3 separate regions of the Mus musculus genome follow, and regions 1 and 2 are each linked to region 3. The links are chromatin loops, found by intact Hi-C in ENCODE. Cell type or tissue: heart. All regions are shown on one strand.

Region 1 (8,000 bases), 82 kb before region 3:
GTTGGTCTGGTGCTGCTATGCATTCGAGTGCTAAATACTGGTCCCCAAGATCTGGTTGCCTCCAACAAGGAAATGCTCACATACACCAGCTTTTGTTGTGTGAATCTTGTCCTCCAAGTTAATTGGTCTATGAAAGGCTAAGCCCTGTGGTTGGGCAATAGAGGTAGGAGAGTGTTTGGGAACTGGCTTTAATGCTTTGTCTTAATTCGGCCCCCAAATTGGGAATCTGAGTGTCCAAACATCGAAGATCCCTGTCCCCATTGGTTTTTGATTGATTAATACAGAGCCAATGGCCAATGGCTGGGCAGGATGAAAGAGGCGGGACTTCTGGGTTCCCTTGGGGAAGAAAGGAGAAAGAGAGGGTCCACCATGAGAGGGGGCAGGCCATATGGATGCAGGAAAGGAACAGGAGGGAGTAACAGTTGAAATGTAGGTACAAGAAGGAAAGTGGTTCCTGGAAGGGCTGCCTAGTAATGTCTTGGCAGCAGAGATAGGGGGCCACCCAGAAGGAGCCAGGGCAACAAAGATAAAATACAGATTTATGAGGTATTAATTCAGGAATGCTGGAGGGGAGTGTTTGCTGGCTGTGGGGAGTTTTAGAAGTGACCAACCATTGAGCTAGTCAAGGTATATCAAAACTAAGCTGGTGCAAATCCAGAGGGCTCTGGCCGGTGGCTGGGAGCATAGAGCTGATTAAGGAATTCCACGCAACAGGAGGGTTTCCGGTTACCTGGCTGAGGGTGCCAGGTAGAGACAAGGAGGGAAGAAAGAACACAGAAGAGAAGAAAAAGCCACCTTGAGAGGAGATGGACCACACAGCCAAAAGAAACAGCAAGTGACCAGGAATGTAAGTTAGAGTAGTTACCAAATGCCCAATCTAGGCTTCCAGCTTGTAAGTAAAGTACCCGAAGGATTGTGTGTCTTCTATATGGGCTGACTAGAATTTATAATTTCCTTTCCATGTGTTGTCACATGTGTTTCTTGATGATAGCCACCATTCTGACTGGAGTGAAATAGAATTCCAAATTAGTTCTAATTTGTATTTCCCTGCTGGGTAAGAACATGGAACCATATTTTCAACTACTTACTGGCCACTTGCATTTCTTCCTCAGAGTGGCCTTCGAGCTCCACAGCTCTGCAGACAGCTTTAGCACTCACTGAAAGTTTGTGAGTCTTCACCTGGACCGGGGTGGGTTTTTCAGCAATGTGGCTGCTGCTTTGAGCCATCCTTACTCCTAGAAGGGTCCCTCACTTGCACTTCTGTTAGTAATCCCAATAAAAGACCCTTTGGTACCAAGTTGGACAATCATTACTTTGCTCTGATGTGAGTTTCCTTTCTTGGGTGACTAGAAATATGTCACTGGAGCGTTCTCTACCTTACTACTAACTTCTTGCTTAATAATATGATTTCATAATAACTCTAATACATTTCTATCTTTAGGTCTACTAGAAAACACCCCTGACTATGTACCAATGATGAAGGTAACCTTATTTGAGAAGGAATGTACCAGGGCCACCATACAGCCATTGTACCATACATCCATTGTACAAAAAGGCCTTTGTTGTGGAATGATTCTATTTGTTGAATCTAAAATTTTTGTCTTTTAGGGAGTCTTCTAAGCTTTTTATCACTCTAGTCTTGGTTCTTCCCAGGAAAGATCTGCCACACAGTAAATACATTCCTCCAATTCCTCATTTTCTCACAGATTTTATCATAAAGTGATCTGAACTTTCCTGTATCAATTGAAATGATCCTATTGATTTCTTTCTGATTTTTTTTCTGTATTTTTTTTTTTTGAAACAGGATCTCACATACCAAAGCTGGCCTCACATTGTCTATATAGTTGAAGATATCATTAAACTCCAGATTCTCCTGCATCCACCAAGTGCTGTGATCAAACATGTGCACCATCATGACTAACTTGAACATGTTTTGTTTTTTTTTTTTTTCTGTCCTGAATAAGATTTATGTGCCAACTTACACTTACTGACTTGACTATTGTACGTCAGAGTATCGCTGCATCTCTGGAATGAAACCAACTTGGTGTCTTGAATTTGGTTTGCCAGGATCTTACTGAGAATTGTCATGCCTGAATTCATTAAGGAAACAGCTCTATCATTTTCTTCTTTGTCATGTCCTTATATGTCGGGTATTATGGTAATGCCGGCCCTGTAGGGTGCGTTTGGGAGGGTTCTTTCCATTCCTGCGTTATGGAGCATGCACTTGGGTATCGTGGCTCTACAGAATGTGGCTGGGAGGCTTCCTTTCATTCCTGGCTCATGAAACCGTTTGAGGAGCTTCGTTCGTTGTTAGATCTTCTTTAAAGGTTCGGTACAATTTGGCCGTGAACTCCTGTGGTCACGGCCTTTTCCATGCAGGGAGACTTTTGATTACTGCTTCCATCTCCTTGCTTGTTATGGATCTATTTAAATTATTTGTATGGTTTTAATTTTTGTAGATTATAAGTGTCTAGGAATTTATCCACTTCTAGTTGTTCCAGGAGTTTTTTAGAATATAAGTTTTTAAACCACTTGTGTGCCTGGTACCTTTCAAGGACAGAAGACGGCATTAGACGCCTGGATTTGGAGTTACAGACACTTATTAGCCGCCATGTGAGTGCTGGGAATTGAACCTGGGTCCTTTGCAAGAACAGCCAGTGAGGGGTGGGGAGGAGGTATGGGATGTGCAAAAGTCGGATAGCAGGGGGTTGGGGGACAGATCTGGACCAGTCTGATCTATAGAGCAAGATTCTAGACAGCCAAGGCTACACAGAGAAACCCTGTCTTGAAGAAAAAACAAAAACCAAAAAGACAGAGTTCACTGTGTAGTCTTGCTAGCCTGGAGCTCCCTGGGTAAATCTGCCTGCCTCTGCCTCCTGAGTGCTGGGACTTAACGTTTGTACCACCACACTCAGCTGCCTCTGTTCTTAAAAGAAATGGCGCCGGGTGGTGGTGGCGCACGCCTTTAATTACTTTAAGCACTTGGGAGGCAGAGGCAGGTGGATTTCTGAGTTCCAGGACAGCCAGGGCTACACAGAGAAACCCTGTCTCAAAAAAAAAAAAAAAAAAAAAAAAAAAAGTAATGGCTATGGGCAAGGGTGTAGTGTAGCATTCCTTTAATCCCAGCAAAGGCAAGAAAATCTCTGTGAACTCAAAACCTACCTGGTCAACATAGAGAGTTACAAAACAGCCAGGAATATGTCTGACCCTGGCTCAAAACATCAAGATGTCATCATCTAATAAGTATATTTTATAACTCATAGGTTTTGATCCATAACATTAAAAATTCATCTCGAAGCTGGGCATGATGGTACCATGCTTTTAATCCCAGCACTGCAGGTAGGTCTCTGAGTTCTAGGCTAGCTTACTCTACAAAGTGAGTTCCAGGACAGTCAAGGTTGCTATACAGAGAAACCTTGTTTGGAAAAAAACATAACACACACACACACACACACACACACACACATCTTTAAGTCAGGCTTGGCAACTCACACCTGAATACTTGAAAGGCTTAAGCAGGAGGACTGCAAGTTTGAAGCCAGAATGGACCTTTGTAGCAAGTTCATGACCAGCTTAATCTACAGAGAAAAACTCCATCTCTAAAACAAACAAGTCATCGTAAAAGTTTAAATGAGATAATGCATGTAAAGGGTTTGGACCAGAGAAGGCTCCTTAATGGGAAAGTTTAGAAAGTGCTACTAGGGTAGAGGAGTCTATAAAACAAAGGAGTCAGGAGCTGATAAGTGAGTTAGGGCAAAGGTTGATTAGTAAAACACACAATGTATCAATTTTGGGAACATGGCGGTGTTGCTCAAAGACCTTCTCAGCCCTGATCTGTGTGGCTGGATCCTTTCCGTCTTCTTGGGCCTCTCAGCTCAAACTTCCTTGCAACACTTCTGGACCTCCTTCCTCCTGTCTTTAATATTGGTTGCTTTTTCCATAGAGCTACTGTTATCTGAAATCAGTTGCCTACTTTTATGTTTATTGCTCCCTGAAACCTTTCACTGTGAGGAATGCAATCTTATCTACCGTGGTCATAAATATAATGTAATATGGGACAAATACAATGCGTAGCATGTCATGCAATAAATACCTCTTGAATGAATCAATGACCACCAGGAAATAAACAGAAATAACAGGTCATTTTAATCAAATGTTAATTTTGCTAACCCTGTACATATTTTTGTTATACTTACAAAGACATACTTTGTGCATTCTTTTTTTGTTTTGTTTTGTTTTTTGTTGTTGTTTTTTGGTTTTTGTTTTTGTTTTTTTGGTTTTTTTTTTTTTGTTTGTTTGTTTTTCGAGACAGGGTTTCTCTTAGCCCTGGCTGTCCTGGAACTCACTCTGTAGACCAGGCTAGCTTCGAACTCAGAAATCCACCTGCCTCTGCCTCCCAAGTGCTGGGATTAAAGGTATGCGCCACCACCGCCCGGCACTTTGTGCATTCTTTATGACTATATTGGACGACATGAGGAGAAAATAACCAAGAAAGAAATCCTTCCTTAAGGAATTGGATATCTAAAGAAGAGAAATCAAAATCAAGGAAATCTGCTTGGGGGCGCTTCTAGTACTTACTGCTGAACATATCTCAGTTTCTCTTTAGTTCCTTGAGGGCAGGGATAGATTGGTGGTCTCTCCTTAGCAACCAAAATACTGCCCAGAAGTTAGTGGGCGCTCAATCATTGTTTTAAGAACTAAGAAAGCAACCAAGCTTAAAAATAAAGTATGCTTGGACAGAATTCAGTTCCTCCCCGAGGCAGGAGGCGGCGCCATGGCTATATCAGCCTAGCTGCTCGCTATTCTCGGCCCTTCCAGTTGAACATCTAGCGCTGGGTTCCCGAAGGCGTTTGCTGAAATTAGCCAATAGAAAACTAGTTTAGTTGAGGGGTCTGGATGAGCTACCCAATAAACTCAACGTTTCTAGAAAATGGGCGGTGCCAAACGGAGGGGCTGAAGGGAGCGGTTAGAGGTGGGAGTTGGCGCTGTCGGCGGGGCGGGGAGGGCGGGCTGCGATGAGGACCGGGCCGTGGCGGTGACCGGAGCTGCCGCCCGACATGAACTCGCTGGAACAAGCGGAAGGTAGAGTGTGTCTTCCGCCGGGTCCCGTCCCGAGGCTGAGGAGGTCGCGAGGGCGGCGTGGCGGGGACGCGGGGCGCACGGCCGCCGAGGGGTGCCGCCTTCCCCCCCCGCAGGGGCTCGGGGGCCCCCCCGTCTCAGTGACGAGCCCTTGCGAGTTATAGAGTGCGAATTCATTTTCTGTTTGACAACCTAACGAACCGTAACCCTAATTTCTTCCTTGGCTTCTGTAATTGCCGGAATTTAGATGTACTCTTGGCCTTTCAAAGTTTTGTTTTATTTTGATTTTTTAAAAAACACCTCTGTGGGAATAACACCCTACTTCATTCAGAGGTACGCTCTGCCACAGCACAAGGCGTAGGCGCTGCTGCTGGCCGGACGTTCACCGGCGACCCATTCCTAGGAGGATAAGGGAGTATGTTTGTACAGCCCGTTATCTGTGTATGGAAGTCTAGTAAGCCCATACTACATAGCCATCAATTAATGATAAGAGCTAGGGCCGGAATCGGATAATTGCAGTCAATTAGACCTCATGGATTTTGATGTTTCAACAGGAAGTTCTTGGTTCCACAGAATTAGAATTAAGCTGGAGTTTGGTCCATTTATTTGTAAACACCCTCCACCGCACCCCCCAGTTTTAGCTTTTGACTCTTGGCTGAAGTTGCTGCTGGTCTTCCAGCATACCAGTTTTCAAGCTTCTAAAAGTAGACCAACTGGTTTCCAGAAATTGGGATGAACGAAAAATGATGTTTTTGTTGTGTACTTAAAATTGTTATTATATAAGCAAACGGTGCGTGACACAAGTAATTTGATGTGCAAGACCTGTTGGAGTTTGTCGATCTAAAATTTCATTTTATCAAATTTCATTTCGGACTAGAAAGAGCAGATAGAGAACTGAATTCTCTTTACCTAGATCTCAAGGCTTTCGAAAGAAGACTTACTGAATATATTCATTGCTTGCAACCTGCCACTGGACGTTGGAGAAGTAAGTTGCTGAATGCTTTCTAAGGGAAAATAAAGTGTGGTTGATAGCTTTATTCCTAAGTAGGAACGACTCCCTTTCTTTAAAACTTTTGACTAGTAAATCCTTGTTTTACTAAGCTATAAGATTTCTGAGTTTAGACAACTTTTTTTGTTTTTGTTTTTGTTTTTTGTTGTTGTTGTTGTTGTTGTTTTTCCAGACAGGGTTTCTCTGTATAGCCCTGGCTGTCCTGGAACTCGCTCTGTAGACCAGGCTGGCCTCGAACTCAGAAATCCACCTGCCTCTGCCTCTGCCTCCTGAGTGCTGGGATTAAAGGCGTGAGCCACCAAGCCTGGCTAGACAACTTTTAAATGTATTACTTAGTGCTGTTGACAACGTATTACACAGAAGTACTTAAGAAAATTATGAGCTGGCAAGATAGCTCTGGTGTATGCCGTTCAAGCCTATATCCCTCAGTTGCATCTTCAGAAGCCATTTAAAGGGGAAGGAGAGGGCAGACTCCACAAACTTCTCTTCTGACCTTCACATTTGTGCTGTGCTATGACATGCATGCCTATATATACCATGCAGCTACACACACACACTAAATAATTTTTTAAAGAAAAAGGAAATTATAACTGGCTACCCTAAAAGGAGAGACTATTTTATATGGTTGAATTGTTATTTTTTATGAAAATACATATTTTTTAATTTTAAGTGCATGCCTGTTGCCTGCAGAGTCCAGAAGAGGGTACCTTATATCCTGCAACAGGAGTTGCTAGTGATTATAAGCTATTGTGTGGGTGCTGGGGACTGAACCCAGGTTCTCTGCAAGAACAAGTGCTCTTAACTTTTGAGCTATCTCTCCAACCCCACCTCCAATAATATTTTTTTTTTATTTTATGTATGGGTGTTTTGCCTGCACATATGTTTGTATACTACATATGTGCAGTCCCCAAAAGATTCTCTAGGACTGGAGTTATAGAGGGTTGTAAGTTGTCATGTGGGTGCTGGGAATTGAACATGGGACTTGTAGAAGAGCAGCCGGTTGAGCCATTTCTCCAGCCTTAAGAGACATATTTTTAATTAAAAGTTGTAACTTTCAGCTGGGTGGTGGTGGCACACGCCTTTAATCCCAGCACCACCCGGCTGAAAGATTTCTGAGTTTGAGGCCAGCCTGGTCTACAGAGTGAGTTTCAGGACAACCAAGGCTATACAGAGAAGCCCTGTCTCGAAAAATAAAAATAAATAAATAAATAAATAAATAAATAAAAATAAAAAAACAAACAAACCAAAAAACCAAAACCAAAAAAAAAAAAGTTGTAACTTTCTTTTTTTATTTTTTGGTTTTTCAAGACAGGGTTTCTCAGTATAGCTCTGGCTGTCCTGGAGCTCACTTTGTAGACCAGGCTGGCCTCGAACTCAGAAATCCGCCTGCCTCTGCCTCCCAAGTGCTGGGATTAAAGGCGTGCGACACCACGCCCGGCTGTAACTTTCATTAAAAACATGATAAAAATTTTAGTACTGTGTGAATCACTCTAGATTCAGTGAGCTATTCTGTTTCATAAATTAAGTTATACATTGACTTTTGGCTGTGCGCACACATGCACAGTGTAAATACATACATGAACATGTACACACACACATAAGAAACTCCCTAAGCAACACACAATTTGCCTACAAGCTATCGAAATACAATTTTGTTAAGAAAACTCATATTTTGGAGCTGAAGTGGTGGCTTGGTGGTTCAAAGTGCATACTGATCTTATAGAGGACAGTGTTCGGGTCCCAGCATTTACATCAGCCACCTGTAATTCCAGCTCCAGGCTATCTGACACCATCTTTTAGATTCTGCAGACATGTACACAAACCCCTATGAACACACACATACAAATATACATAATTTAAAATAATAAATCTTTTTGGGGGCTCAGTGGTTAAGAGTACTGACTGCTCTTCC
Region 2 (8,000 bases), 160 kb after region 3:
CAATTGTCTCATGAGCTGATTCAAAGCTTCCTGAAGGGGTGTCTGTTCTACTTCTAAAGCAAACAGGAAACATGTGTCAAAAAAAGGGCATAATCTAGCACTTCAGTTTTCCATTTATATAACTCATCTATTCTTACTAAATACTTCACTCAGGAATTCAATTTATCACACAAGTGTTGAAGGCTGAGAATACCAACTCAACACCAAAGCTAACTTAAGAGCTCTCATGCAGCAGGAGAAATAAGAGAACTTATAATAAACTCATTACAAGTCTTTAAGTTGTGAGTCAAGCTAATGCTCAGGCCCTTTCTCCCCCTCCTCCTCCTCACTCAGACAGACAGCTCGGAGTAATCCCAACCTTCTTGTTTGGCTAACGAGCTTGTAAGAGGCTTCTCAGGAGGTAAGTCTAATCTTATAGGGACATGACACTGGAGATCTCTGTCCACCTCATTCTCTGCACGGTCTCGATCCCGCTTCTTTTTATCCTCCTAAATAGAACAAAGGGAAGCAACTTAGAAATATTTCATAATCAACATTTTTAAATACATATCATTTTAGTTTCAAAGGAGAAAAATAATCACTGAAAAGAATAAATTCTAAATTAAGAAAACGTAATGTATTTTGCTGCCATCTACTGGATAAAGTGAACATGTTCATCAAGGAAAATAAGCGTATTTCCTTATGACAGAAATAACTGATTAGAAAAATAATACTATTCACAAACACAATATTCTTCAAGCAAACCTAAAAGAGTCCCTTCTAGGGAAAATCATAAAATATTAGTGAGCCAATAAATAGCAGAAAACCTGAACAAGGAGATATACTTGTTAGTTCTCTCCACAGCCATCAAATTCCAAGTAACACCACTCAGAACTGTAAAGCCGTTCTCCACAAAATCTGAAAAACCAATTATTCCCTTTTTCCTGAGGAGTGAATGACTAAAAACACAACAGTTTTGAAGAAGGTCACAGTGAGACAAGGAGAATGGAAAAGCATTTGCCCAACAGCAGAAAGGATGGCAAAGGCCTGATCTCCAGTGCCACAGTCACAGAAACAAGCAAGGAAGCCAAAGCTATAAATGACAGTAAACCTTAACAGCACTAAACATCTTCATAGTGTGACCGTGAGACAGCGTGGACACAGGGACAGACAAGCAGGACAGACAGACAGACAATAAATCTAGACACCGGCCACACACAGAAACTCCCAGGAAAGTAAATGTACAAAGCAAAACCTGGGACCTTCAGATAAAGAATTCTGAGACTCAGGAGTAGGAGTTTTCCCCATAAATTTGACTTAAAGATGTATGTATGTACGTATGTATGTATGTATGTATGTATGTGCCTAGGTATGTGCATGGACACCACATGGATGCAGTGCACTGAAGGCCAGAAGAGGGCATCAGAAATCCTGGAACTGGAGTTAGAGGCGGTTGTGAGCTGCATGCGATGAGGGCTGGGAACAGAGCACAGGTCCCTTTGAAGAGCAAGTGCCTCTTAACAGCTCTCCAGTCCAAATCTGAAATTTTATTTATAAACTCGGTGCTGCAATGAAACCAGTAAAGCTAAACTACATGCTGGGATGAAGAATGTGAGACACAAACACTCATGAAAGGGAGACCAGCAGTAGATAAATGTTTACAAATCCATGTAAAGACGAAAAAGACATCACAGAGAGGATGTGAAACCTAGCACAGGCTCCCAAACTCAGGACTGATGAGCTTCAAAACTAAAGGGCAGGGCTAGAGAGGTCCAGCAGCAATTAAGAGGACTGGCTGCTCTCCTAGAGGACCTGGGTTTGATTCACAGAGTGGCTCACAACTCCAGAACCATAGGATTTAAGGCCTTCTTTTCACTTCTAATGGGCACCAGGCATTCAGTGGCATACGGATGTACACACAGCAAAACACCCATCCACATTAAAAAATAAAATAAAGATTTGAAAGATAAGTCTCTCTAATGGGCAAAATTTAAATGTATGAACAAGTTGCTATAAAAATGTGGAGTAATAAGACACTGATGCTTTCTAGACCTGTGCTTCTCAACCTTCCAGTGACCCCAGCACAGTTCCTCATACTGTGCTGACCCCAGCCACTGAAATTATTTTGTTGCTACTTCGTAACTGTAACTTTGCTGTTACTGCTAGGTGACCTCTGTGAAAGGGTCACTCTACCCCAAAAGGGGTTGAGACCACAGGCTGGGGACCAGGTGGCTGGCTGGTCAGGAACCCCAGAGTTACTGACCTAAAGGTACAAAGTAGAGCCTGAGAACAGACTGCCAAGCAGTGACCACCAAAGCAACACCCACGTGACCTGGAAACTTTTAAGATGTACATTCTTGAGCTCAGAAGATAAAGTTGAGTTCTCTCCTAAACAACACAAAAAACTAAGACAGAGAATAAAAACATTAGAGGGAAGAAAGTGATCAGAGAGGTACTCCAGTCACTAAACACCTGAGTTGAAAGCACAGCATCTACTGTAAAGTGACGATGCAGGAGAGAGGCAATCCCAAAGTTCCAAGAAAGCAAATGCTGGTCACAGGCTAAATCAGGGCGCTGACCAGCAGCCAGAAAAGACATAAAGTCTGCTGAATTGGTGCCTACATTGGACAGCTTACAGCTGCCTGTAACTCCAGCTCTAAGGAATTTGACACCCCCTTCTGGGCTCCACAAGTACCTACATGCACTTAACCCCATGTCCTAAATTTTAAAATTCTGAGAGAAAATATCTTTCAATTTAAATTTCTGTTCTGACTCAAACTCTGTATCTGTATGAGAAGTCTACCCAAGGGCAAGGATTTTTAAATATGAAAAGCATACCAAAATCTACCTGTTCAAAGTTTTTCTTAGGCTTCTCAGCCAGCGATGGTGGCCCACATGCATAATCCCAGCAAAAGGAAAACCAGAATGACGGACATACACTGAGTTCTAGGCCAGCTGCATACCTGATGCCCAAATACCCACGAATATAATCAAGACAAGCCTTGTCGAACTCATAGGTAAAACAATTTACATGTTCACTTTCAAAACTCTCAGTTAAAACAAAGACTCATGCCTGTGTGCTTTTGTAATTTAGGAAATGAAAATATAAGCCAGCCTGACCCAAGACTGTGACTATTGCCATAGTCAAGCTAAAGGTCATAAAATTCTGGGCAAAAAAGAATAAATTTAAAACATTCCTCCCCCCCCCCCCAATAATTTAAGACATTTTAAAGAGACAATCTCTAAGGCTTGGCCACTCATCAATGACTGTATAAAGCAAAGAAAAACTCTAAAACTAAGCCTCAGAAAGGATGACTTTCAAAAAGTACTAACGCATTTTAGTAAGCACTTGAGGGCAGGCAGCTAACATTTTGGAAGGGCAGAATTCTAGGGCAATTCCAGATATGGGTGGACTCACCTTTGAGAAGAAAGTTAACCCGCACTATTCAACCTACCTGGCAAATCAAGACATTAGCTACTTACTCTTTTCTAGTTAATGAAAACGGTTGCTTATTTTGTATTAAGCAGCACAGGTTGGCCGCAGTCTCCTGCGCGCTGAGATCACAGGCACGTGCCATCACGCCGCGCCAGCTCCATTTGTCATTAAAATAACTTATTTCAGGAGAACACTTGGGACACCTGTAGATCGCCTTCACTTCTGAAGAACAGCTACGTTTGACAAACCTCCCAGGCTTTCCGGTGAGTGACTTCTCACCCTTCCAAGACAATTATAAAAAAAACAGCCTTTGAAGGAGTCACGGAAGACCAGGACTCGGCTGCTTACAGGATGTGTGGGGACAGCACGGGTGCTCGAGAGGACACTTGGGACAAGACTTGCTGAGCGCCCAGGTGACCCAGGCTTCTGGTCTGTCTCACTCCTCCACAAAGCCAGACTTCCCAGACGTCTGGGTGTCGCACTGGAACAGGCTAAGGAGGCTGGGAACTGGAGCCCGGGGCCATAAGCAACAAAGCCCCCTTTACCTTGACTCTTCTCCGTTTTCTCCCCTTCTCTTCCCCCGGAGCCTGCTTCTCGCCTTTCTTCCTCTTTTTCCGTTTTCTGTCCTTGTGTTTGTCATGGTCGCTTCTGTCTTCGAAGAGGCTGGAGTCGTGCCCGGAGCTGCCCGTGGAGAGCTCGGTGACCTCGCTCCCCCCGACTTTGAGGACCAGCTTCAGGGGCTTCTCCACGTACTCTGAAACAAGAGCAGGACGCGGGGCTGAGCCGGGGCCGGCCGAGGGCGGGCGCCCCACCTCCCAGCGCCCCACGAACCCCCGCCGGGACCGGCAGGCCCGAGTCGAACGCCGCCCCGCCGGGGGCGATCTCCGCGGGTCGGGGCCTTGCGGGCAGGGGACGGCGCGGCTCCGCAGGCAGGCCAGCCGCTCCTCACCCTCGTAGAAGTGGCGGTCCGACTTGTGCTTCTTGTGCTTCTTGCCCATGTCCGACCGGGCCCCAGAGCCCGCCCCCCGCGCCAGGCCCAGGCCGTGCGGCGCCGCTTCCGGTCCGGGCCAGGCGAGCGGAGGGCGGGAGCGGGGCCCGCGAGAGCCCGCGCCGCGAGGCAGGGGGACGGCACGCGCCCGGCGGCGCGAGGTCCCTCACGAGAAAAAAAAAAAACCACGCGCGGGACGCGACCGAAGCGCGACACCAGTGGCGAGAGGGCGAGAGGCCGGCAAACCAGCGGGAAAGAGAGGCCGCCGAGCGGACGGGATGCGGTCTGCGGCGCGTGGCGGCCCCTGGCGGCCGGAGGCGGCGCTGCAGCCTGTGGTGGAGGGCGGGGCTGCGGCTGGGGGGCGGGCTCAGAGGCGGGGCCTGTCTTGACTTTCTTTTTCCATCCCCGACGCTCTTCCCTGCTTTCCTGAATCCTTTTAACTTTCCTTGGCTTTTGTTTCTTGTCTTTAGCAATATTATTGAACTCCATCTGTACAGGATCGGGCAGACCCAAGAATATGGGTCCTGCCAAGCCTAACGATCTCCGTTCGCTCTCCAGGTTCCACATGAAGGAGAGAATCGACTCCTGAAAGTTGTCCTCTAATGTTTACATTTATATATATTCTTGCACAAATAAATAAATGCATACAGAAAAAAACCAAAACAAAACAAAAACAAAGGCTTGTTCATGATAGAATAAAGCCTCCAAGATGTTAACTAAATGAAACGCACCAAGTGTGCAGCAGTGTTGTTCAAAAGTGAGACCGGAAGTGAAGGTGTGGTCTGGATTCAAAGGCTGGAAACAGTACTGCTTACTTTATTTCAGGTGACCAGGACGGTATAGGGGTGGATTCTTTTACTTTTATGCTTTTCTTTGTGGTTTAAAAAACAATTTATATGCTAAAGTAACTGGAAAGAAAAGGAAGCTAAGGGTCTAGAAATTAGCTAGAACTTGCCTCCGAAAAGGTGGTGGGGTTGCAGCTATTGGCTCCCCAGGGAGGCACAGGCTGCCTGCTGTTTTGTCTGCTTCTCACCCCCATCAGTGCCGTTCCTGTTCTCTTATCTCTGGATGCCCAGCCCTTCTGGGCAGTGGCTCACTGACAATTTTGTCTACTGGCACTTACCCAGATGGGCCACGTTAAGATCTGCTTGTGCTGGGTGTGATGGTGCATGCATGCATGGCTGTGCTGGCCTATCCCGGCCCTCAGGTTGAGGCAGGAGGACTGAATCCCAGACTAGCCAGGGCTACATAGTAACATGCTATCTAAAAATAGAGCTCACTGTTGCATGTGCAGAGATGTCTAGGGAAATAAAGTGCACGCTCTCTCTCTCTCTCTCTGTGTGTGTGTGTGTGAGACAACTTTACAAAATAGCAAGAGCAGGTAATATTCATATTCCCATTTTATAGAGGAGGAAATGGATGCCCAAAGAAATAAGATAGGGGTCAGATGTAGAATCAGTATTCAAATCCAGGCTTGAACTGGAGTCACAATCCTTTTCATTAGTTAGTACACACAGTGCAAAGTGTCTTTACTGCACTTTTAGCCTTCTAGTGGCCTATACATTTTATAAAAATCTCATTTTTTCCTCAAGAAAGAATCTAACCGATCCTTTCTACTGTACTCAGAAGTGGACTTGAGAGTGGAGAGAAGATGCAGGAGTTAAGAACACTTGCTGCTCTTCCAGAAGACCTGGGTTCGGTTCCCAGTACTTACCCCCATCCACCAGCTCACAGCACCTGTAATTCCAATTTCAGGGTGTCTCCTGGCTCTTTAGGCACCTGTGTTCATTTAGTGCACATAGATCCATGCAGCCACACGCACACACATAAATTAAAACAACAACAACAACAAAAACCAACAACAAGTTGGACTCTTGGATGGCTTTTTCCTGGAAGGTTTGTTGTTTATCTTTGTGTGTGGTATGCTAGGTGTGTAAACCCCTGTAGGGAACCTCGAAGTCAGCTCAAGACACTCCAAGGCCAAATTCTCAGCACAAAGATTTACTTGCTTTAGAGGTACAAAGGTCAGGGACTGAGAGACAAAGACAGGAGATAGAGGACACGGAGAAGGGGACAGGAACAAGGGAGAGGAGTAAGGGGTATTTGCCCTTGACAAAGGACTGCCTCTGGATACAAAGGAGACAGACAGTGCTCTTAGGTAAAAGGAGAAAACTGTGTGTTAAGATGAGGTGTTTAATTTTGATTGTGCATGTTAATTAGGTGAGCCAAAGGGGGCTTTTGATGGCTGGACTTCAATACTTTGATAGCTGGACCTTGGTAGGCAATCTCAGGAGGAGGAATTAGCCAAACAAGGGAATAGACCTTGGTGGCTAGCTTTATATATTTAATCTAATGGTTTTGAGCAAGGTAGAGGGAATGGGGAGAAGGACAGGGCCTGTTAGAGCCATGCTTGCCACACTCGAGCTGGCCAGAGTCCCTTTACCGCCACATTTTAGGTAGTGCCGAGCTACCCCTAGACCTGTAGCTTAGCCTTGAATTCCAGTGTTGAGATGATAGGATGATATTTTAGGACCCTGCCATTTGCAAGTGATAGGAAACTGAATTTGAGCTGGGCATAAGGCTCTCATGTTTAATCCAGTACTTGGGAGGCAGGGGCAGGGGAAGGCAGAGGCAGAGGCAGAGGCAGAGGCAGAGGCAGAGGCAGAGGCAGAGGCAGAGGCAGAGGCAGAGGCAGAGGCAGAGGCAGAGGCAGAGGCAGAGGCAGAGGCAGAGGCAGAGGCAGAGGCAGAGGCAGAGGCAGAGGCAGAGGCAGAGGCAGAGGCAGAGGCAGAGGCAGAGGCAGAGGATCTTTGCGAGTTTGAGACCAGCTTGGCTTACAAAGAGTTCCAGGCCAGTCAGGGCTGTTGCCCTGTCTCGATAAACCAAGAGGAGGAGGAGGAAGTGGAAGAGGAGGGAAATGTGGGGGAGGAGGAAGAGGAAGAAGAGGAGGCAGAGGAGGAGAAGGAACAAGAAGAAAAAGAGAGAGAGAGAGAGAGAGAGAGAGAGAGAGAGAGAGAGAGAGAGAAAGGAAGGAAGGAAGAAAGAAAGGAAGGAAGGAAGGAAGAAAGACAGACTCAATGTGAATTATTTCAAGTCAATAAAAAGGAGATTTACCAGTTTACTTGTCTCAAAGGGGAGAGTGGTAAACAAGAATTTGGTGCTATTGGTCCCTACCACACCTTCTCAAGCTTCTATCCACTCCTACCCCATATAGTTGGAAACATGACCACCAGCTGTCGCTAGGATTTTTATGTGTCCTGACAGCGGGGGGGGGGGGGGGAAGGTCTCAGCTTCACCCGGAAAAATCTCAGTGGATGATGTTGGTTGGCTCACTTGAGACATCTAATTTGTAGGTGATTTGGTCCAGCCTGGGTACCAGGTGACCAAAAGGAAGAAAATCTGGGACTGGGCCCGGGAAAATGAGGCTCCTCTAGTAAAGGTAGCTACGTTTTCACAGAAGCCAACTTTGACTCTGTTGCCTTTGTGCTACAACCTCTTTGTGAGGTTGAAGACTCAGGCTGTGTGGGCAAAGGAACTCTGCTGTAGTGAATTCAAGTCCCCAGGACCCTCTAAAGCAGGGGGTCTCAGCCTTCCCAA
Region 3 (8,000 bases):
TGTTCCAGCAGGAGCAACTAGGCACAGAGAGGGACTCTCTTTTCCCTTAGCTTATTATTTTTTTCCTATTCAGGCACTCAGTCGATGGCTGGTGAGACTGGGTGAGGTCTACTCACACTGCTCATCTCATTCACAGTCCCTGTCAGCCAGAGAGGAGTAATTTAATCATATACCGCCATAGATTTAGTCATAATGACAATTATTATGGGCCAGGTGGTGGCGGCACATGCCTTTAATCCCAGCACTCGGGAGGCAGAGGCAGGAGGATTTCTGAGTTCGAGGCCAGCCTGGTCTACAAAGTGAGTTCCAGGACAGCCAGAGCTAGACAGAGAAACCCTGTCTCGAAAAACCAAAAAAAAAAAAAAAAAAAAAAAAAAAAAGAAAAGAAAAGAAAAAGAGACAGAGCCTCTGACCAGGGCCTGGTGCCAAGAAGCCTAGGTTGACCTTGCTGTGCCTTATACAGGTTTTTTCTTTTCTTTTCTTTTCCTTTCTTTTCTTTCTTTTTTCTTTCTTTTTTCTTTCTTTCTTTCTTTCTTTCTTTCTTTCTTTCTTTCTTTCTTTTTTTTTTTTTTTCGAGACAGGGTTTCTCTGTATAGTCCTGGCTGTCCTGGAACTCACTTTGTAGACCAGGCTGGCCTTGAACTCAGATCCACCTGCCTCTGCCTGTTGAGTGTTAGGATTAAAGAAGTGTGCCTCTACTGCCTGACTATTCCTTTTTTTGTTTTGTTTTGTTTTGTTTTGTTTTGTTTTGCTTTGTTTTGTTTTAATGTGGGTGTTTAAGTCTTCATGCTTACATGGGAGGCACTTTACCTAACAAGCTATCTCTGGGTCAGATGATTTTTTTAAGGAATCTTTGAGAATATATACTCTAAGTGTCTATGCCACACATTCAATATTTAATTAAATCACTTTATTATTTTGTACACAAATCAGATTTCTACCTCAGGACCTTTGGACTTACTACTCCATCAAAGAAATCATTCTGTAAATGATCACGGCTTCGTCTCTTACCTAAGTCCTTCCTCAAATAACACTACCTCAGAGCAGCCTTCCCTGCTTAGCTCATCTAAAAATAGGATTCCTTTAGCCTGCTTTTTCCCCTTAGCACTGACCAGAGTGGGATTATATGCTTGCTTCACTCACTGGACACAAGGTCCATGAAGGCATGGACCTTATCAACATTGTTCTTTGCTGTATCCTCAGAACCTGGTATATAATTGCCTCTTGACATATTTGTTGAATTAATTGAATGGATTGAGTTTGAATATTTACCTCTCTTTGCCTCCTCATTCAGGCAGTAAATTCACGGAAAGCTGCCAAATACCCTGGTTGATTAACTTCTCTAAGGTCACTTTAACTTAGCTCTGTGTGGAGGATAGATAGCTCAGGATCTGCTGACAGCTTGAAGGAGTGGCTAAGTTACAGGCAGGACTGGGCCGACTGGGCAGGGTTGGGCAGCCAGCATTCCTTGCTGCTGCATGATATCCCTGAGGGTGGTAGCTCACCCACATTTGATTTGATTTTATTTTTGTTTTTGATTTTTGGGTTTTTTTTTTTTGTTTGTTTGGGGGGGGACGGGACAACAGGGTTTCTCTGTATAGCCCTGGCTGTCCTGGAAATCACTCTGTAGACCAGGCTGGCTTTGAACTCAGAAATCTGCTTGTCTCTGCCTCCCAAATGCTGGGACTAAAGGCATGCGCTACCATGCCCGGCTTACATTTGAATTTATAAAGTACTTTTACAATTTTTTATTTTTATGTACATTAGAGTTTTGCTTGCATGTAAGTCTGTGTTGTGTGTCAGATCCCCTGGAACTGGACAGTTGTGAGTTGCCATGTGAGTGCCGGGATTTGAACTTGGGTCCCCTGGAAGAGCAGCCAGTACTCTTAGAGGCTTTAAAGGTTGAGCCATCTCCAGCTCCTATAAAGTGCTCTTGTATATCATCTTATTTGATCATTTTTGCTAGCCTCTAGTAGTTCTTCACATTTGCTGAAAGAAAAAAAAATAGCTCACATACAACAAATAACTTTTGTTAAGGTACTATTGTAATGGAAAAAAAATTAAATATACAAAAATGTAAAAAAATACCAATGGCAGTGACTTATAACATGACATTTGCAGAAAAGTGCAAAATAACTGAATGTCTTGTATTTTGACATGTATTGTACAGAGACTTGGGGAAGAAATGGAAACATTTAATAGTGTGTCTTCACTTTCATGTGTGTGTGTGTGTGTGTGTGTGTGTGTGTGTCCCCGTCCGGAAAAGGAGGGCTTGAGTCTCAAGTTGTTATGTAGCTATGGATGGCCATGAATCGGAGATTCTCCTTTCCTGCTGAGGGTCTGGCACCAACCTCAGGGCATTTCGTGTGCTAAGCAAGCACTCTAATAGAGTTACAATTAGCTCAGCCAGTGGTCATTGTATTCTTTTTTTTTTTTTCCCCCTAAGAAAAAACGTAGAGCAATGATTCATTCTGTGACAAACAGATTTTTAATCCTTTGCAAAATAAGTAAATAAACAAAACCAATCACCACCACCCCAAACTTTCCAGGATATTGAACTGGGCACAGAGCCAAAACTCAAGTGTCAGTCAGGGACTCGGTTCTGGAATTTGCAGCGAGCTTGAAGCATGCGCACAGTAAGTGTTCTAGTCTTCTGGATAATGTTAATTACTGACAACCACCCCCTGCCCCCTTTTTGGTTATTTTTCGCGCCAGAAGAAAGCTACACAAATGGGCATTCTATGAAAAACGATCATTAACCGCAACGGTAGTGTGATTTTAGGTTTAAAAGGCTTCGAGTATTCTTAGTTATGAAAGTTGAGGGGCTTTGAGCTCGTAAGTGCACCTTGGAACAGCCGCGCTGTGTGGCCCTCCAGCCGGGCAGCGGTGCCAGCACTCGCGACCCAGAGGCCGCTGAGACCGCTCCGGAACCGAGATGCGCGTGCAGCCGCGTGCTAACCCGGCCCTTGAGCGGAAGCCCGCCCTTCTCGTGCTCGCGCGGCGCGCGGCCAGGAGCCCCGGGGCCGCGCCGGGACCGAGGGGCGGAGCCGGCGGTCCGGAGCGGGGTGGGCGGCGCAAACCAGTCACTTTCCGCGGAGTCGGCAGCCGCCTCGTGTGCCTCGGCGGCGCTTGAGCGGCAACAGAGTCCTGCGGCGGCGCGCGCGTCCGAGGTGCCCGGAGGCCCAGGTACGTGCGACCCCAGCTAAGCTAGCGCGGGACGGTTGACCAGGCGGTTGCGGCCCCGCTGCCTGCAGCCTGCCGCGGCCTCTGTGACGCGCGGTGCGGCCTCGGGGAACCCGCGGACGGCTGGCAGCAGGGACGGGGCGGGGCGAGCGCGGCGGCGGGGCAGGCGGAGCGGAGCGAGGGGCGGAGCCGGCGGAGGCCCCGCCCCGGGGCCGAGCAGCACGGACGCTACGGAGCAGGCGCGTCCCGCTGCCGCCGCCGCTGCCGCCGCCGCCGCCGCTGCTGCTGCCGCCGCCGCCACCACCGCCGCCGCCGCTCGCCCTTCTCGGGATCCGCCGCCGCCATTTGCACGGGAACCCCGGTGACAGGGGCTCGGCGGAGGGGCGGAGGGAGGGGGGAGGGCCTGCGAGCCCCGAGGGCGGGAGCGACGCCGCCGGCGCCGGCCAGGCTCCCTGCGCTACCGCGCCGCCCGTGGCGGAACCCGGGTGGCAGCGGCGGCGGCGGCCGAGGGCGGGCGTGCGCCTGAGGCAGCGGCGGCGGCGGCGGCCCTGCGGGCGGCCGGGAGGGGCGGGGGCAGCGGCCGCCGCCGTTTGATGGATCCGAGGATCGCCTGGTTCCAGCCAGAGCAGCTCGGACCGTCCAATAGTCTGTGGATGCAGATCTGGGAGACGACCCAGGGGCTGAGGAACCTCTACTTCAACCACCACTGTCACAGCAGCGGCGCGAGCAGCGCGAGCGGCGGGAGCGGCAGCGGCCCCGGCAGCCCCGGCGGCACGGCCCCGGCCCCGGCCGGCATGTTCCGCTCGGGGGAGCGCCCACTGGGCGGCCTCGCCGTGCCCGCGGAGCAGCGGGACTTCCTGCCCCTGGAGACGACCAACAACAACAACAATCACCACCAGCCGGCGGCCTGGGCACGGCGGGCATCGGCGGGCCCCTCGGCGTCGCCGGTCCCATCGGCTCCCTCGTCCCCGCGACCGGCGGCCGCACTCCCCGCCTCCGAGTCTACCGACCCGGCCTCGGGCAGCAGCAACAAGAGGAAACGTGACAACAAGGCCAGCACCTACGGACTCAACTACAGCCTGCTGCAGCCCAGCGGAGGGCGCGCGGCCGGAGGCGGACGGGCGGACGGCGGCGGGGGCGTGTACAGCGGGACCCCGTGGAAGCGACGGAACTACAACCAGGGAGTCGTGGGGTGAGTGCTGGCGTCGTGGCCTGCGTCTTGGAGGGTCGGCACACCCGCACAGCGGGGAACACGCCCACAGGCGGGAGGGGGGGATGATGGGTGGGGGATGGGGAGCCCCAGTGGGGCCTCCAGAGCATCGGTGGCCATTCATTCCTTCATAGCTTGACCAGTCTCGGTGGACCTTTCTTTGGAATTCCTTTGGAAAAAGTGGAGCTATCCTCTCCTTTTCGTAGTCATCTCTACCTTCCTCCTCTCCTAACTGTCCACACCTTCCCGATGCATTCTTGCTTGTCCTTCTCCTGGATCTTTCTATGCTCTAGAATTCAGCCTGCCCTCTGATCCCTTTCTGTCCTCCACACCTTGCTCCCCACCACCACACCCCAAGATGAAGCCCCTTAGCATCGGGCTAGTTAACTTCCTGAGAACGTTTCTGCCTTAGCGTCTTTAGATGTTAGGACCAGGAGGTGCTCTTCTTGCCAAGAATAGAAACATCCAGAATGCTCCTTCCCCTCCCCCAGTCCACGACGAAAATCTCCTCAGCCCTGAAAGACACTGCCTGCTCTTGATCCTTTGGCCCATCTTTTATATTTACTTAAGGAAAAAAAAAAAAAAAGCCAGTGTTTGCCATGTCTGTCGTGAGCAGAAAGCACTGAGTGACAGCTAGCTTGAAGTTGTCATAGATGGTGAGCTTTTCTGAGCCCTGACAGAACTTTGCAGGAGTTCATGGTCGGCAGCTTCTCACTGTGAGGTTGTCACTGTGGCAGAGGTAGCAGTGGTTTTCATTTAGGGGTGCTGGTGTTAGTGTGTGAATGTTGCACCACCGGTGACTTTGTGTTTAAAGTTCAGCTCTTACAAAATGGAATCTTACCTGAGCCCTAGTGAATTATGTACATAAGCTGGGAATGTTTCCAGCCTGCTTTTCCTTTGGGAAGAGCCCCTGTGTTGGCTGGATTAGGTTACTGAGTCTTTTCTTCTCGTTCTTTTTTTTTCCCTTTTCATAAACTTATGCTTTTGGATTTTGGTGTAGTGTGTGTGTGAGAAGTGTAGAGTGTGGTTTGTGTAGCTCCAGTATGGAAAACCAGCTCTGAAGGTTTTTGAGGGCAGTTTCTCGTTTTCAGGTACTGATCTGTAGTTAGGCCTCAGGAAATCAATCAGTAATCCCGTGTGAACTTTCTTAGACTCACCCAGTCAGCTCTGCCCTGGTTTTGGCAAGGAGAGATAGTTGTGTGTACCTTTTTGAAGGTTTGGTAAAATGAGTTGGTGGGTTCCATCTGCTGTAGTGGGCTGGTGTCTGCTCAGTACACTACTATTACAACTCCCACCTTTTATGGAAAAATGCAGTCATGTGGTTCAGGAGTGATGCTGGGGAATGCCTCATAGCTGCCCTCGTTTTCCAGAGGAGATCCTTCCTGGCTCAGGCATTTTTGCCAGCTTCAAGGGCGCTCTCCATGGTCATCACCTTACATTAAAGATTTGTGGTTCCATCCTGTTAGCCTTCCCATGGCAAACATAAACCTGTGGTTTAGTGGCAACAACTTAATGCTGAGGGTTCTGGTGGTCTTGTCTTCCTCGAGTGAGCTCTGCTTAGGTAATCACTGTCAAATAATACCTGGAAGGTCCCTAGCTGCATTTCACTGATGCCTCTGGTCTGTTTCTAGAAAAGATATGCTATAAATCCAAAGTGCTGGCTGCCCCTTAATCCTGAAAAAGTTCCCACGCAGAAGCTTCGGATACTGCCTTGCCCTCAGAAGGATCAGGGAGGAATGTTCACTTCCCTGAGGGATTACTGCTTAAAAACTGATTGTAAACTTGCTAAGCGGCTTATCACTCCATCAGACTTGTATTCTTACCCTGAAGAAGACGGCAGCAGTTAGGAGTGGCCCTCCTAGTGTGAGAGATGCAGTGAATAGTTCCTAAGGTTTGTTAAGAGACTCTGGGTTTTCAGTGATTCCATTCCTTTCCGATCTTCGTGGTCCAGTTTCTTAGCTTTTAAGGGAGTTTAGTTATTAAAATTTTCATTTACTTATTGTGTGTGTGTGTATATGCATGTGTTCACATGCATGTGTGCACATATGTGCCAAAGTAAGCGAGTGGAAGTAACAGGACAGCATATTGGGAGTTGGCATTCTTCTTCAGGGTCTTGTAGATTGAACTCAGTTCACCAGTGCTTGATGGCAAACAGCTTTTTCTGATGAGCCATCTTGCCAGCCTAGTTTTGCTTTTTTTTGTTTTTGTTTTTGTTTTTGTTTTTGTTTTTGTTTTTAAGAGACAGGGTTTCTCTGTGTAGCCCTGGCTGTCCTGGAACTCACTGACTGGCCTTGAACTCAGAAATCTGCCTGCCTCTGCCTCCCCAAGAGCTGGGATTAAAGGTGTGCGCCACCACCGCCTGACAGTTTTGCTATTTTAGTTACAGGTATTTAAACAGTAGGACTTCTGAGTGTACCTCAGTATGGTGCTATTCATTATGTGACAGAACTTTCCCTGGGGAGACATAACATACATGTCTACTCACTTTAGATAGGGAACTCAAAACAGACTTAAGTGTGAATACCATAAAAGCCAAAACTTGGTGAAATCTGACTTTTTGGGGGGTTACTTAAAGGAATATGGGTGAAAGGTTACTTAAAGGAGCCAGAAATGACTCAGACATCTGCATCACCAAAGCCTATCCAGCTCTCAAAGCTAGGGACCTGGAGCACATGGCACAGACCGCAGGCAGCTAAATAGGTAGACAGTGTCCTTTCTAGGTGCCTCAGTTTGTCTAAAACTCCTCCAGGTTTTTTCTGCTTCCAGGTATCCAGCTGGTCCCTGAGTTGTCATTGCAGCTGAGCTCTGCTCTTCTGAGTGGGTCTCTCAGCTTTGTTTGTTTGTTTGTTTGTTTGTTTACTTTTGCATGGAGTGGCACAGTGAATCTGGTTAGTTTCAGGGATATCCAAGCTGTTTTGAGTTGTTTACCTCCCTGTTTAAGGAGCTTCTTTGTAGAATAAAGATTTCAGTCTCAGAATACAGCACTGTTCAGAGGTCCAGCACTGTTCGGACATTAAATGTAGTGTGACTCTTAGCAGTATCTCCCACGTCCTGAGGTTTAACTGGTACCCTGCTGGTAGAAGAACAAATTCTCGTGCCTGCATTCTTGAGTGGACTCTCCAGGTAGGGACTCAGGACATGGCAGTAGAACTCTGTCCTTTATGCCTTTGGGCTAGTGGCTGACAAACTCCTGAGTTTTCATTAAGAGTTTGAAGCCAACTCTTAAAGGTGTCCAGGCTCTTGAGTCTTTTGGTTTCCCCTAACATGCTTCATGTTCTTGCAAGTGCAAGATCCTGTTTAACCCTCTTTATGTACGTATCCCCTTGTATTCACTGGATAGACACTCTCAGTAGCCCAGTGGGGCATCACTTGTATGGTACCTTAGGTTTCATCTCTAGTAATCCCACAAAAGGGGAAAAAGGTGGAAGAGGAGGAGGAGGAGGAAGATGAAGAAGAAAGGAAGGAAGGAAAGAAACAAATATTTGGATTTCATCCTAAAGTCTCTCTCTCTCTCTCTCTCCCTCTCTCTCTCTTTTTTAAATGAAATTACTCTGGATTTAGTTACTGTCTCTCAACCTTTGCCCCCTGAAGCCGTAAACCCAAGTCT

The links. Hi-C counts contacts between places; a loop is a spot of excess contacts. Peaks named below come from ENCODE experiments on the same cell type or tissue, not always from the same donor. Only the 100,000 strongest peaks of a DNase experiment are listed, where the experiment ranks them.
Region 1: a loop joins it to region 3, with 9 times the contacts of the local background. A loop is called at or near these places in 3 of 42 quality-filtered maps.
Region 2: it touches region 3 in a loop (2.7-fold over the local background); 4 of 42 quality-filtered maps call a loop at or near these places.

What each region holds. Positions count from the first base shown.
Region 1 is chr8:88,113,788-88,121,787 of GRCm38, forward strand. Cnep1r1 (CTD nuclear envelope phosphatase 1 regulatory subunit 1) reads left to right here and starts at 4,972. Exons shown (of 6, transcript NM_029074.3): 1 at 4,972-5,082; 2 at 5,993-6,064. The coding sequence starts at 5,058. It overlaps Gm2716 (predicted gene 2716), which reads right to left and starts at 4,820. Exons shown (of 8, transcript NR_151771.1): 1 at 4,579-4,820. In heart, CTCF peaks have their summits at 4,779 and 4,980; a DNase peak (open chromatin) is centred at 4,894; H3K4me3 peaks cover 1,985 bases; H3K27ac peaks cover 1,064 bases.
Region 2 is chr8:88,357,542-88,365,541 of GRCm38, forward strand. Brd7 (bromodomain containing 7) reads right to left here and starts at 4,631. Exons shown (of 17, transcript NM_012047.3): 1 at 4,365-4,631; 2 at 3,961-4,169; 3 at 359-488; 4 at 1-53. The coding sequence starts at 4,413. In heart, CTCF peaks have their summits at 631 (motif pointing left), 2,661 (motif pointing left) and 4,705 (motif pointing left); DNase peaks (open chromatin) are centred at 4,430, 4,660 and 5,520; H3K4me3 peaks cover 3,143 bases; H3K27ac peaks cover 2,072 bases.
Region 3 is chr8:88,196,128-88,204,127 of GRCm38, forward strand. It overlaps Tent4b (terminal nucleotidyltransferase 4B), which reads left to right and starts at 3,755. Exons shown (of 12, transcript NM_001372333.1): 1 at 3,755-4,375. The coding sequence starts at 3,777. In heart, no CTCF peak of the experiment used is centred here; DNase peaks (open chromatin) are centred at 1,404, 3,024, 4,094 and 4,774; H3K4me3 peaks cover 3,401 bases; H3K27ac peaks cover 3,179 bases.